Linked DNA regions of Homo sapiens: region 2 is linked to region 1. Evidence: chromatin contacts called from ENCODE Hi-C or POLR2A ChIA-PET data. All regions are on one chromosome and are shown on one strand. Each heading gives the region's core, a stretch centred on a gene start or an enhancer-like site at or near the end of the contact. The rest is flanking DNA. Distances are from core to core; before and after follow the strand shown.

Region 1 (6,775 bases), core at 1,434-3,933:
CAAGAACCCCTGAAATTAAATACAACCATGTATTTTAAATGGTGTCCTTAATGTAGAATGTTTTTATCAAAACCAAAACTCCCTGTTGAGGCCTTAGTGTTCTGTCAATAGCGTGTTGGAGTCTGGTTCCCGTCTCCCCTGCCCCGGCCTATGTGTGCTGACCCTGGGACCGGTGAGGCAGTTCTCACCACGCCCCGAGCCTCCCCCTCCCACGCCCCGAGCCTCGCCCTCCCACGCCCCTCCTGCCCCCGAGGCTCGCTGGCGTCTGTGCTTCTTCCAGGCGGAGGGGGAGGTGGTAGGCACCTTGGGTCTTAAATCAGAGAAACTGTCCCAGCAGTAGTAAAAGTCATCAGCTGGCCCCAAAGAGCCCCTGGAAACACAGGCTGTACCCCGCCTCCATGGAGACATTTGGTGCCACCTGCGTTCAGTGCAGATGCCACACGGCTCTTCCTGAGATGGCTTCCGAGGCCATTTGGCCCTTCATCTCGGGAACAGACCAAGGGGGTGTTTTCGGCCGTCTGAGACCCACCTGGGGGTGTCTGGGCCTTGGCCATGCTGCCTTCTCCAAGCCCCATGCTTCTCCCGGCCCCTCCTCCTTCCCACTGGCGCCGGAGACCTTTGGTAGTGGGTGTGGAAAGACAGCAGCTGTGGGGTCCCTGTCCTGGCCGGCCACTCCTCCTTCCCGCCAGTGCCGGAGACCCTCGGAAGTGTATGTGGAAGGACAGCAGCTGTGGGGTCCCTATCCTGGTCAGAGGGTGGCATTCCTCCCACAGTCCTGGGAGCCACAGGGCTGAGATGGGACTTCTCAGCTTGGCATGGGGAGGGCAGGACGGGGTGGCTGCCATGCCTCATTCTGTCTGTGATGGAAACGGGAGGGCCTGGCCCTGCCTCTGTTACTGAGCTTGAGCCAGGGACACCCGTGACCCTGCCTGGGGCGGTCCTCCCCAGCCTTGTGAGCCAGGGCAGAGGTGCAGGTTGGGTGGCTGACCTGGTGGGGGGTAAGAACATCCACGGAGAAGTGTGACGAGTGTGCGACCAGAGTGTGGACCCAGCCAGGAGGCCTGACCGTGACTGCAGCCTCCCCCAGCATTGCACCAAAGTGTGCTCGTGCAGGACCTCGAAGATGCCCCGTGGGCAGCGTTCGGGCTGAGGCTGCAGGGGGCCTTGGGAGCACGGTGGCCCTCCTGTCTGTTCTGTGGACCGGGTGCGGATGGGCCGTGCAGGCAGACGTGCTCTTGGGTGGTTGTGGTGGGGATGCCTCTCCGCCCACCACCCTCTCACTCACTGCCCTGGCTGGAAGGTGACGGCATCTCCCTGACCGGCAGCGCCAGGATGGCAGCCCCACAACAGTGTCCTGGTCGCCCCAGAGGCATGCTGAGCGCCCATGCGTGTGCGCAGGTCCTACGGGCCGTGTCCAGACCCAGCCCCGGGGTCAGGTGACACCTGTAGTTGGGTGAGCGCTCACACAGGCACCTCCAGGTAAGGGGGATTGAGGAAGGTAGCGCTTTGTCAATGGCACTGGTTTTGCTCCGAGGCTGGACTCCTTTTCCCTTTGAGGAGCTCTGCTCATGTGCTTTGCCTGCTTTCCCATGGCAGGCTTTTTATTGGTTAAATAAAGACACAAACTTTTCATCAGTCTTTGCAAATACTTGGTTCCGGCAAGTTCTTGGCCCTTCCCAGGCTTGGGGCTGCCGGCTCACGGTTCTTCTCTCTGCATTTCAGCCAGGCCCCCATATGCTGGGTTTGCAGGTCACGACCACCCATGACGGCTGTGCTGCGTGGGGTGCAGTTCCCCGTGGGCGCCGAGGGTGGTGTGGGGCTGCCTCTCGCTCGCTCCACCAGCCACCCGAGGGCCCGTGTCCTGGTCGTGGCCGCGTGTGCTCTGCTGTGTGGGTGGTCAGTCCTCCCCAGGGGCCACCTGGATGGTGTCCACTCCTGCCCCATGGCAGGAAGTCCCAGCGGCACCTGGCCACGTCCCTCTAACATGTTTCTGGAAGTGGGATTCTAGGCTGGAGCCTCATAGCGGGCAGATACTGCCCCCTGGCCATGAGCCATGACAGTTGGTTGATGGGACTTGAAGGGGCCTCTGGACAGTGTGGCTGCAGCCCTGGACCCTAGGAGAATAGCAGCCGTGATGGGGGGCAGGGACCCCACTTTCTGGGTGGGAGTGAGGAGGGCCGGCTGCTGCCCCTTGCTGCAGTCATCTTCAGTCACTTTCCCGGCCGCCACGGCCCCCTCCTGGCTTCTTGCTCTCAGCAGAGGGGACAAGACCCTTGTGAGGGTGGGCACAGGCACTCCAATTGTTTGGGGCCTTCGCTGTCCCTTGCTGTCTGTGCTGGTCTTTCCAGGCATCCCCAGGCCGTGTGTGTCAGCAGGTGGAGGCTGGGCACCTCTCACCCACCCAAGCTGAAGCGGCCTCACAGGGGGTGGCACCAGGTGTTTCTCCAGCTGAACAAGCTCGCCCTGGAACCCCCACCCTGAAAGGGCTACTGCCCCCATGAGAGGAGCTTCTAGAGATGGTGGCCAGCCTTGGGGGCCCGGTGGAGATGTGTTCGCGGGGTCCTGGTCTGATTCTGTCTTGGAAGGAACATCGGGCCCCTGAGAGGTCAGAGCAGTGGCCGGCCCACGGCTCCGCTCAGGCGCCACGGCGGCTCCTTTCTGTTTCTTGTAGTCACTGAGTTCGAGGTTCCCACAGGGAGGAGGCTTCCTGTGGCTCCGCCGTCAGGGAGCAGTGGGGCTGCCCCAGCCTCTGGGGGCTTTTTAGGTGCTCTGAGGCGATCTGGGTGTGGCCTGGCCGGTGTGGGCAGCTTTGCCCTTCGTCTGAGACCCCGAGCCCTGGGGCAGGATGAGGGGTGTGGGGAGAGTTTGCTTTTTCCAGAGACGTTTATCTGTTTTTTTTTTAGACGGAGTCTCGCTCTGTCGCCCAGGCTGGAGTGCAGTGGCGCGATCTCGGCTCACTGCAAGCTCCGCTCCCGGGTTCACGCCATTCTCCTGCCTCAGCCTCCCAAGTAGCTGGGACTACAGGCGTGTGCCATCACACTCGGCTAATTTTTTGTATTTTTAGTAGAGACGGGGTTTCACCGTGTTAGCCAGGATGCTCTCGATCTCCTGACCTTGTGATCCACCCACCTCGGCCTCCCAAGGTGCTGGGATTACAGGCTGAGCCACCGCACTGGCCAGCGTTTATCTTTAAATGTGCCTTGGACCTGGCCCCTGGCTCTTTGGGAGGGAGAGTCCTTGGCAGGCCCCGTTGCCTCCACCCCACCAGTGCACCTTGGCTCCTGGTCACTGCCCACCCTCCCTGCCCGGGCAGGAATTCTTACAGGCCCTACACTCCTGAAGGGAAATCAGGCTGGTCCTGGGGCAGGCAGCCTCTCAGAGCTGTTGAGAATTGAGCAATCTCCTTGTGCTCTTTCAAGCTGTTCTTTTCTTTGGTTCACACTGAGCAAGGGCTGGTTGCTCCGATAGGGAGAAGACGTGAGGAGTGGCATTTACTGTGATTGAGCACAGGGCCTGTGGACTCTCCCATTCACGCAGCCACATTTCCCAAAAAGAAGTGGTCCTGCTCCCCACCCCCCGACCCCCACTGCAGCGCCACCTGCCTTTATCTGTACTTGGAGGGACAGCGCAGCAGGCTGTGGCTGGCTACCCCAGGTGGCTCCACCCAGCTCTCAGAAGTTCACCTGCTGCACTCAGAGGCCGTTTACTTGAGGTTTGATATTTATCTCCAAAGGAAGGGCTGCCCCGACTGGCCTGGACCCTCCAGGGAGTTCAGCAAGCCGGAAATGCGTGTCTGCTGCTCTCCTGGCCCCTGGGCCACCTGCTTCTGTGGCCCTGGGATTGGGGAGCCAGGGCTGAGGGCCTGTAGGGCCCCCTGTCTGTGCCTCTAGAGGCCCTGAGCCACCTCCTGCAGTGTTTTAGATCCCATAAGCAAGAGACAGAATTGTGCATGGATGGTGAGAAAACATGAAGCTTTTTATTTGTAAACAGAAAATGGCAGGGCTCACTGTGTGGGGCTGGGGACAGCGCTAGGCCTGCTTTAGGCCGTGCACCCCAACCTGGGGTGTTCCACCAAGAGGGGTACAGTGGCCTCCACTGTGAGTATGTGGCCATCCTCTGGCTCCTGATTGCTGAGTTCCTGATTGCTGTCTTTGCGTAACTTAGGAACCCCGATGAAGAGCCCGTGCTCATAGCTCCGTTCCTGACATGTTCAGGAACGCCTCTGTTGAGGTTTTTCTCTTTGGTTCTGGAATTCCTGGGTCCCTTTGACCCCTGATGCGTTTGTTTTGGGTGTTGATGAGCACTGGAGCTGCTTCCCCACAGGGATGGGGCATTGGGGAGATTCCGACACAGCAGGGCCCTCACCCAGGAGGCTGCTGTGGGTGCTGGAGCGGTTGCTTCCATGGAGCTGGGATTCCTCTCATTTGGGGCTGTAGGAAGGGGTCTTTCCTCTCTGTGCTAACAGTTGTTTGTTTAAAAAGAAAGGCTGTTTAAACCTTTCAAACTTAAAACTTCTTTTTTTCTTTGGAGATGGAGTCTCACCCTGTCTCCTCCCAGGTTCAAGTGATTGTCATGCCTCAGCCTCCTGAATAGCTGAGATTACAGGCACATGCTACCATGCCCAGCTAATTTTTGTAGTTTTAGTAGAGACGGTGATATGGTTTGGCTGTGTCCCCACCCAAATCTCAACTTGAATTGTATCTCCAAGAATTTCCATGTGTTGTGGGAGGGACCCAGGGGAGGCAATTGAATCATCGGGCTGGTCTTTTCTGTGCTATTCTCGTGATAGTGAGTAAGTCTCATGCGATCTGATAGGTTTATTAGGGGTTTCTGCTTTTGCTTCCTCCTCATTTTTTCTCTTGCCGCTGCCATGTAAAAAGTGCCTTTCACCACCCGCCATGATTCTGAGGCTTCCCCAGCCATGTGGAACTGTAAGTCCAATTAAACCTCTTTTTGTTCCCAGTTTCGGGTATATCTTCTTCAGCAGCGTGAAAATGGAGTGCACACACACGTCAGCACTGTGGGCGCACACACCTGCACTCACACATTCATCAGGACCCATGGGCACACGTGCACACACACGTCAGTCCTGTGGGTGCACACACCTGCACTCACACATTCATCAGGACCCATGGGCACACGTGCACACACGTCAGCACCGTGAGCGCACACACCTGCACTCACGCACACACCTGCACTCACGCACTCAGGACCGACGGACATACGTGCACACACACATCAGCACCGTGGGCGCACACACCTGCACTCAACGCACTCGTCAGGACCCACGGGCAGATGTACACACATGCACCAGCACCCGTGGACACGTGCACGCACACATCAGCACCCATGGGCATACATGGATGCACACATCAGTACCATGGGCACACACACATGCACCCACTCCCGATGGCTTCGGCTTGCTGGGTGCCTGCTTCGCCCTCGGGTGAGCAAGTCTGGAGGCAGGCACTTGGGGTGGGGCCACAGTATGGTTCTTAGGAGCCCAGTGTCCCCTGGACCCACTTGCTCCCAGCCTTGGGTCCCAAAGTGCTGCTCCCACTGGTCTCTGTGCCCCACCCATCATGGGCAGGGCTGTCTGAACAGGGCAGAGTCACGAGTGATGCAAGGGTGGGGTGTGGAGGCCTTGCCTAGAGGCAGCAGCCAGCTCTGGCTTGGCTGGGCCTTACCTTCACTGTCCTGCTGTGAGACGCAGGAGCCCTGGGGGAGGACGGCAGTCTGTATCAGGGCAGTGGTGAAACTGCAGATTCCTAAATGTGATCTGGAGACGACTCTTGCTGGAGAAATCTACCCAGGTCCCTTGGGTCTGTCCCTCCCTTCACCCTCCACAGTCAGGGACAGGCTGCGTGGTGTGCCTCCCCATCTGTGCGTGGCCTCAGCGCAGCAGGCCTGTCCTGCCCATTGCTAAAGGTAGAGCCCGGCAGATTCATTGTGTGGTGAGGGCTTCCCCAGACCCACCAACTCCTGTGTCTTCCCATGGTGAGAAGGGTGGGGTCTCTCTGGGGCCTTTTTTTTTTTAGGAAGTCACTGATGCCACTCAGGTGGGTGCCCAGCTCCCCACCTGATCTCTGGAGTGGCCCCTTCTGCTGGAGGCTGCCCCAGGCTGGATGCCGTGGCCTGCAGACCCCCCTTCTTGCAGTCCCTGGGCAGGCAGCACCCATGCGCACACGTGCACACAGGCCGTGAGCACTGCCCTGTGAGCCAGGTGGTGGTGGGGGGTGTTGGGGCTAAGGTTTGGTTAGGGCCCGAGTGCTTGCGCACCCCCCCATCCAATTTCCCATGGTGCTGGGATGCTGCCGCCTCCTGGACCCTGGCGTTGAAGTGCCACCTTCATCTCCCTCCCCAGACAGTAAGCTCCAGACAAGGGCAGGCTGTGGCCGTCACTCTGGCCAGCTGCTCGGGGGCTTGGTGGCTGCTGGGTGGTCGCCTGGACTCTGCCCTCCTGTCTCCTGGTGTCCCGGAGGGGCCTTGCTGGGCTGGGCCCTCCACCGCCCCATTGGGCGCCTGACTCTCAGGGCGCAGTCAGTTCTTTGGGGATGGCCCTGATCTCTGAGCGGGACTGCCTCTGGCCTTTCTTCTGCATCCCCTACGGAACAGCAGCCTGCTAGACGCCCTGAGGAGGCAGGCTGAGGGGTGGAAGGGGCGTGGCCGTGCCCAGCAGAGACCACCCTCTGATGACGGTGGGCGTCCTTTCCAGCCCCTCTCGGGGCATCGCTTCATCCCTTCCCCCATTTCCTTCCTGGCCCTGCTCTCCAAG
Region 2 (6,775 bases), core at 2,232-4,731, 48 kb after region 1:
ACCAGAGGCTGGAGCCATGGCTGTGATGAAGCCGCCCTGGGCTCTGGGAGCCTCGAGGATGGCCGCAGCTGGGAGACGCAGCCTTGCCACTGGCTCTGGGCTTCTAGAAGGTGTGGGAGAGTGGCTGCCTGCCTTGCTGTCTGGAATGGATGCCTGGGTGTCTGGGGAAGCTTCGGGGATGCCAGAGCCCCCCACATGCACTCGGCCTCCCAGTGGCAGAGCTCAGACCCAGGGGGCCTTGGGGACACTCTGCCCTGGCAGAGGAAGGGTCCCCTCGCTGCAGCTCCAGTGGCCTCCAGCTTGTCACCTCCAAGGATGGGGGACTCGGCACCCCGCGATCCGGCCTGGTTCCTCCCTGCAATGCCCCCCCGCCCGCCCCTCTGCCCCCGGGCAGCAGGCCGCCTTCAGTGCATCCACCACGCTGCGCCCGACCTGGCCCCAACCAGGCTTTCCCTGAGAGCTCCTCAGGGCCCCCCACCGTGGAGCATCCCAGCTTCTGGGTGGATCTTCACCCCATGTGCCCAGGGGCTGCCCCGGGTTCCTGCACTGCTGTGAACGCAGCTCCTCTGTCCACGGCCTCCCTCCGCCGAGCAGGAGCAGCTCCCTGTGCAGGTCTGGAGAGATGCCCCGGCCGCAGCTGGCCTGGGAGATGGGTGTGTTCCCAGGGAAGCGCGCCTGGACAGTGGGAGGGTGGGTCTGGCCGCAACGCAAGGAGGTCGGTGCTAGTTGTGGGAGGGCCGGGGACAGCAGCATGAGGGAAACATCAGGGGGCATGGGTCTGGTGTGGGGCTGGGGCTGGGCCCTGGACGCCCCCTCCCCAGGGCTGCAAACGGTGGTCTTCTGAGAGGGTGGGCTGCAAGGACGGGGGTGGGTCAAGGGAGAGCAAGGAGAGCAAGGGCCTGAGGAGGCTGGTTCCCTGCCCAGCGCTGGGCGGGCAGAGGGTGAGACCAGCCAAGCTGCACAGGCCCCAGGTGGGCAGGGTGAAGCCAGGGGCCAGGGCAGGTGCGGTGGGGCCAGGAGGCAGGGTCTCTGCAGTGGCCGCCTTCTGTGCTGACCGAGTGGCTGGCTGCCCATGGGCCATCTCAGTGCCCCCTCCCCAACAACCTTCTGGCCCCTCTCTGGCTGAGGGGCCCTCCGGAGGCAGCTGTAAAATGTCCCCGACCATCCTCCCTGGTCAATGCGGGGTGGGGGCGTCAGGCAGGCAGGACACCTGGTCAGCAGAGCTGATTGCATGCTTCCTGCCTCTTGTCATGGGAGCCCGTCCTGCGGGCAGGATTGCCTGGAGTGGGTAGTGCCAGGCAGAGGCCAGGAGGTTGGCTGGCCGGGCTTCACTGCAGAGCTCTGCGGCAGGGAGACAGGGACCCTCCTTCCCAGCCCCAGCCTGGCAGGGGAATTCCAGCACCAACCGCGGCTGGGCCTGGGAACAGTGTGGGTGGGACAGACGTGCTGGCCTCGCAGGGTGCCTGGGTGACTGCTACAGGCCTGGTCTTGAGGCACTGAGACGAGCCACCCCATGTGTCCCGCCTGACCCCACAGGCTTCCCAGGGCTCTGCGCAGATCGGGGGCCACAGCAGTGAGCAGGGACGTGGGCTCCAGTCCCGCTGCCTCGCCCATGAGTGTGCGGGTGCATGGGGAGGGCCTTGCTGCTGGCGTGGGGCCCAAGGAGCAGTGCCCTCCATAGCCGCCACTGAGCATTTTATTCAAGCCAGCAACCACGGGGCTCTGGAGAATCGGGGAGCAGAGTCACGCAAGCAGAGGCAGCGTTTCCTTCCATTCACACCGAGGTGGCCTCCTGTGGACACGGGGCCTCACCGAGGCGCTGGCGGCTCTGGGGTGCAGCTGTGGGCGGCCTGCCAGCTGCTTGAGGCTTCAGGGCCTTCTTCCAGGACATGGGGTGGCTGGCCAGCCCTCTTCGCTACGACCCGCAGGTGTTTGAAGGCCGGGGGCAGCCTGCGCCCCAGGAACGGCGGGGTGGTCACGTCGCGGATCATGAGCACGTACTCCCCTGCAAGGGGCGGGTGGGCTGGTCCTCAGCAGGCTCCTGTCCCTTCCCCTCCCTGGCCTCAGCCCACTGCCCACTGTCTCATGTGCCCGCTGGCCCCTGTGCCCCCGACCCTGGTCATCTCTGCCTGGGTTCTGGGATTCTTGGCACTGTAACCACAGGACTGGCCACCGGACCGGTCCTGGGGGGCTGGACACACAGTCAGCATAGGTGAATAAACTAATTTGGGGTAAAGGAAACCACCTCTGACCTCAGGCCACAGCCCAGCTATGGCCTCCAGCTCGGAGGCTGGCAAGGATGGACACGACCCTCGCATGGTGGCCGCTCTCAAGCCCCCACTGCTGACCTGGCTACAGGTCCCTGAAGGATTCTTTTGCAAATACTTTCCTACTTTTTTAGGAGAAAAATAATTCATTCCCTCCATAAACTGTTTTTAAAAATAACGAACCCTCTGAAGGCTGGTGTGTCTGGTTTGCTTTTGAAGCCCCGCCCTGGCCCCTTCCCCACACCCGCGCTGGGGCTCTCCGGGTGGGGCTGGAGGGCGGCCCTGCTGGGGGCACTCGGCAGAGAAGGAAAAGTACTTTTCCTTTCACAGTCTGTAAACTGTCTGGAGAGCTTCAAAGTTGGAGAAACCATAAAAAAGAAAATAAGAAATAACAAAAAGTGAGGTTGCCATAGAAACCATCCTCTCCCCTCCCCTGAGCCTGCCGGGGCTGGCACCGGAGCGTGGAAAAAGCGCCTCGGCTGGCCCGGGCTCACACCAGGAATGCGGCCGCAGCTGAAATGGGGGCAGGAGTCGGCTCACACCGCAAGGCAGAGCAACATTCCAGACGCCGGCCTGGAAAACAGCGCTCCCCTCGCAGAGCGGCGGCCTCCTCGGCCAGGCCACGGGCTCGGCCGCCTGTGCGTTCCCAGGGCTGGACAAGAGCAAGCCTCGGGGGCCGGGAGGAATGTGCTTGGCCCCGAGTCAGCTCCTTTAGAAAAAAAAAAACACGGTTCTGGGGGGCCTCGCCAGGGGGACACACGTTCTGCAACCTGGCGGGTGTGGGCCACAGCACCGGGCACCGGGGACAGCCTCCCTGGCGGGCGGAGGAAGAGCCCCACATGGCAACGCCACAGTGTTTCCAAGCAGCCCGGTTTCTAGGTGTTCCCAGGAATCCAGCTATACCAGTGGTGGCCAAGGCGCTGGCCGGGGGGCCGAGAGCTCAGTGGGCAGTGGCTGAGGAGCCCGGCCACAGGCCCCATCTGACCCCACTCCTGAGGCTGGCGTCCCGGCGGATGGGAAGGGTGGGCGGCAAGGGCTCTGGCTGGTGGCCACCGTGCGGCAGGCCGGGCCTCGACGGCCACGTGATCTAGCCCTGGGCCAGCTCTCACTTAGGGCCTCGGCCATACGTACATGGCTTAGCCCCAAGTGGCCCCTGAATCGGATCTCCCTTCGCTCCTCACCCCCAGGGCTGTCTCCGCCGAGCACATAAACCCTGGCCGAGCGGCTGCGCACAGGTGCCAGCGCCTAGCCGATTCCTGTCACTGCAGAGATGTCCCCGCCCCCTCCTGGGATGGCTGGGACGCGGTGGACCGGTTGATGGTGTGAGGGCTGCTGTGGGACCACGGGGGACACCGCGTGGCACTCCAGCCGCTCCCGTCACCAAGGCCTCACTGGCTACAGCCCCGGCCACACGGGTGCCGTCCCCACGACCAGGGTGGCTCTGCTTGTTCTCCCGCTGCGCCAGAGGCAGCTCCACGGTGGCATCCAGACCCCAGTGAGCAGCGGGTCCAGACCTTCCAGCCTTTGGCTCTCCAGCCAGAACCCCAGAGACACCAGACGAAGGGTCATTCATGTTGGCCCAGGTGACAGAGAGGCTCCATTCTCCGTCAGGCAGCCAGTCAGCCGCGGTGCCCAGGTCCTGCTAGGGGTCCGAGCCTTTGTGTAGCTGAGGTGCCCTGGCATTCGGCCCCTCTGGCTTGGTGGGGGGGTGCCAGGCCCAGGCTGTGGGGCGACTGGAGGAGGCCCCACGGCTGAGGGTCTGCACCTGAGCCTTCTCCAGGCCCTCGCTGCACCCCTCCTTGCTGTCCCCACAGCAGCCCCCACGCTGGGAGGAGCCTTCCGCCCAGCCCAGGCCCACCAAGCCCTGCAGCCGGCCTTGCTGGGGAGCAGCTCCTCATGGTTCAGCCACTGTGGGCCTTGACAGCTCCCCTCGGCTCCCCTTGGACCCCAAGGCCTCCGAGTCCCCGTGCTCCCTGCCCCCGTGGCTTCCTCCTTTCTAGGACATTCCCCACATCAAGGGCTGTGTCGGCCCAGCTTCAAATCTTTCTGGACCGTCCCCAGCCCCCAAGCCACCAGCCCCCTTCCCATTCAGGTCCCTGGGAGGGCCTGGCTGCTCCCCAGTCCCCCACCCACTGCCACCTACCTCTGGGGGCCCCGGGCCGAGTTCCCCCAACCCCACCTCCAGCCCTGGGCTGCGGCCTCGCCTCTCCAGACAGTGGCACAGCCGGCGATGGACTTGGGCCCTGTCCACCTACCTAGGTGTGCTGCCGCAGCCTGCTCCTCCGTGGCTCTCCCCTCAGGCCTGTGGAGACGACACAGTGAGGCCCCTGAATGCCCTGCCTGGGCCCCGACGACATGGCATCCCTGACCTGAACCAGGGCTAGTGGCTCCAGGGCAGATTCAGGGCCCCAGCACAGCAGAGGCCTGCGAACCCCACCTCGGGGCCATGGGCAGGACGGGGAGAGTCCTCTGGCAGCCTGCACCCAGCTCTCTGCACCTCGGAACCGTGGGCTGCCCTGTGCAAATCCTCTTTGTCTAAATTCTTGATGTGCTTATGGCCTTGGAGCAGGAGTGGGACCGACCACCCCATTTCCACAGTCTTCTGACAAGGCGGAGGCCTCCCAGGGTGCAACTGAGAAGATCCCGGAGGGCGGGAAAGACCCTGAGCCCCTGAGAGACGGCGAGGCTGGAGCCTGCAGGGAGCGACTTAGGAGCGGCGGAAGTCTCAGCAAGAGGGACCAGGAGGCCCGGCGGTGGTATGGTGCCCCCTTGGAGGAACAGAGGCCCAGTGTCACCTGGGAGTGCCATGACTGGGAAAGGAGAGGTAGCAGTGAGGATGGGAGGGGCCCAGGGGTCCTGCCGGGGCCTCCCCGTGGAGACACTCACTGCCCTGGCTCCCTGAGGGGTGCAGCTCCTGCCCTGAGGCAGTCTCTGGGGGGGCCCACCACCCACCAGGGTTTCTGAACTGCAACAAGTGATGGGCCTGTTCCTCCTGCCTGGACAGCGCCTCGGGGCACCCACGGGCTGGGGCAGGGCCATGGCCAGGCAGGATCTGGGTCAGGGAAGCAGGTGGGCCCTGAGGACGTGGCCATGGCCCTGGCGGGGAGGAGGCAGTCCCTGCACGTGAGGAAGCTGGGCCCGGCAGGTGCCTCCGATGCTCCTGCTGCAAGGACGAGGGGCTGGCTCTGTGTGGACACCCACCCTCCTCCCCGGGCAGTGAGATGCACTTCGGAAATACATCTTACTTTCTTCTTTCTCTCCCCTTTCCTTCCCTTCCTTCCCTTCCTTCCTTCCCTCCCTCCCTCCCTTCCTTCCCTCCCTTCCTTCCTTTCCTTCCTTCCCTTCCTTCACTTCCTTCTTTTTTTTCTTTCTTCTTTTCTTTCTCTCTTGTTCCTTCTTCCTCTCTCTCTCTCCTCTCTCTCTCTGCCTCTCTTTCTCTCTCTCTCCTCTCTCTCTCTCTCTCTTTTTCTCTCCTTTCTTTCTCTAGATAGAGTCTGGCTCTGTGACCCAGGCTAGAGTGCAGCGGCATAATCACAGCTCACTGCGGCCTCCAACTCCTGGGCTCGAGCAAGCAATCCCCTCGCCTTAGCCTTCCAAGGAGCTGGGACCACAGGAGTGTGGAGTGTGCCACCATGCCCATGGGACCACAGGAGTGTGCCACCATGCCCAGATAATTAAAAAAATTTTTAGAGAGGAGGTCTCACTATGTTGCCCAGGTTGGTCTCAAACTCCTGGGCTCAGGAGAATCCTTCCACCTCCGCCTCCCAAAGTGCTGGGATCACTGCACCTGGCCTTTGTTGATTTTTTTTTTTTTTTTTTTTTTAGCAATAGAGACAGGGTCTCACTCTGTTGCCCAGGCTGGAGTGCTGTGGCCTGATCATGGCTCACTGCAGACTCAACCTCCCAAGTAGCTAAGATTACAGGCACGTGCCATCATGCTCAGCTACTTTTTAAATTTTTTTGTGTGGGGATGGGGTCTCACTATGTTGCCCAGGCTGGTCTCAAACTCCTGGGCTCAAATGATCTTCCCACCTCGGCTTCCTAAAGTGTTGGGATTACTGGCATGAGCCACCGTGCCCAGCTGAGATGTTCTTTCTGTGTGAAGCCCCAGGTGTGCCGGGCTGGGCTGTGTCCGGAATTACCCATCAAATGGGCCTGGGGAGGCCTGCTGGGCTGGCACCCTCCCGCGGCCTCCTCCCGCCGTCCTGCCCGCTGTGGCTGGCCAGTTCCTGTCACTTGTGGCTCAAGGGGGTCAACAGCCCACCCAGAGCTCGGAGAGAGCCAAGGGCTCCTTGACTCTCCAGGTTCCTACCCGTCGACAAACTTAAATCCTACAGGCAGCAACTGGGTGAAAAAGAATGAAAGACAAGACTTTGAAATGACTTCATTTCGAGTGGGGAGAACAGGCTTTGCCGGACCCCAGGACCCACGTAAGACACAGGAGTGCGGGCGAGTTGGGGAAGCGGGGTACATAATTCAGCACCGAGAAGAACTAGTCTGCCAGGCTG

Evidence for each region. Hi-C counts contacts between places; a loop is a spot of excess contacts on that map. ChIA-PET counts read pairs that join two places held with the same protein, here RNA polymerase II (POLR2A). Pooled maps may share reads with other maps.
Region 2: a loop to region 1 is called in a map of posterior cingulate gyrus, with 15 times the contacts of the local background. The contact joins two enhancer-like sites. A Hi-C loop is called at or near these places in 7 of 168 maps with a recorded cell type or tissue (CD14-positive monocyte, endothelial cell of umbilical vein, heart left ventricle and 4 more), 1 of 37 single-sample maps with no recorded cell type and 5 of 50 pooled maps. POLR2A ChIA-PET finds 5 or more read pairs at or near these places in 5 of 52 experiments (Caco-2, IMR-90, WTC11 and 2 more).

Annotation. Positions count from the first base shown.
Region 1 is chr1:2,272,632-2,279,406 of GRCh38, forward strand. All of the region lies in intron 1 of SKI (SKI proto-oncogene), which reads left to right. Among named protein-coding and RNA genes, the nearest start is that of SKI, 48 kb to the left of the region's middle. RefSeq lists enhancers at 750-1,712, 2,676-3,638, 5,611-6,405, 6,406-6,775. Within about 2 kb of position 2,684, at least 11 of the 41 ENCODE cell types and tissues checked have a DNase peak (open chromatin) inside an H3K27ac peak, as active enhancers do; they include heart left ventricle and prostate gland, where a contact is called at or near this core.
Region 2 is chr1:2,319,575-2,326,349 of GRCh38, forward strand. It overlaps MORN1 (MORN repeat containing 1), which reads right to left. Exons shown (of 14, transcript NM_024848.3): 13 at 4,523-4,569; 14 at 1,679-2,005. The coding sequence ends at 1,809. Among named protein-coding and RNA genes, the nearest start is that of MORN1, 69 kb to the right of the region's middle. RefSeq lists an enhancer at 2,528-3,135 and a silencer at 2,792-2,997. Within about 2 kb of position 3,482, at least 22 of the 41 ENCODE cell types and tissues checked have a DNase peak (open chromatin) inside an H3K27ac peak, as active enhancers do; they include heart left ventricle and prostate gland, where a contact is called at or near this core.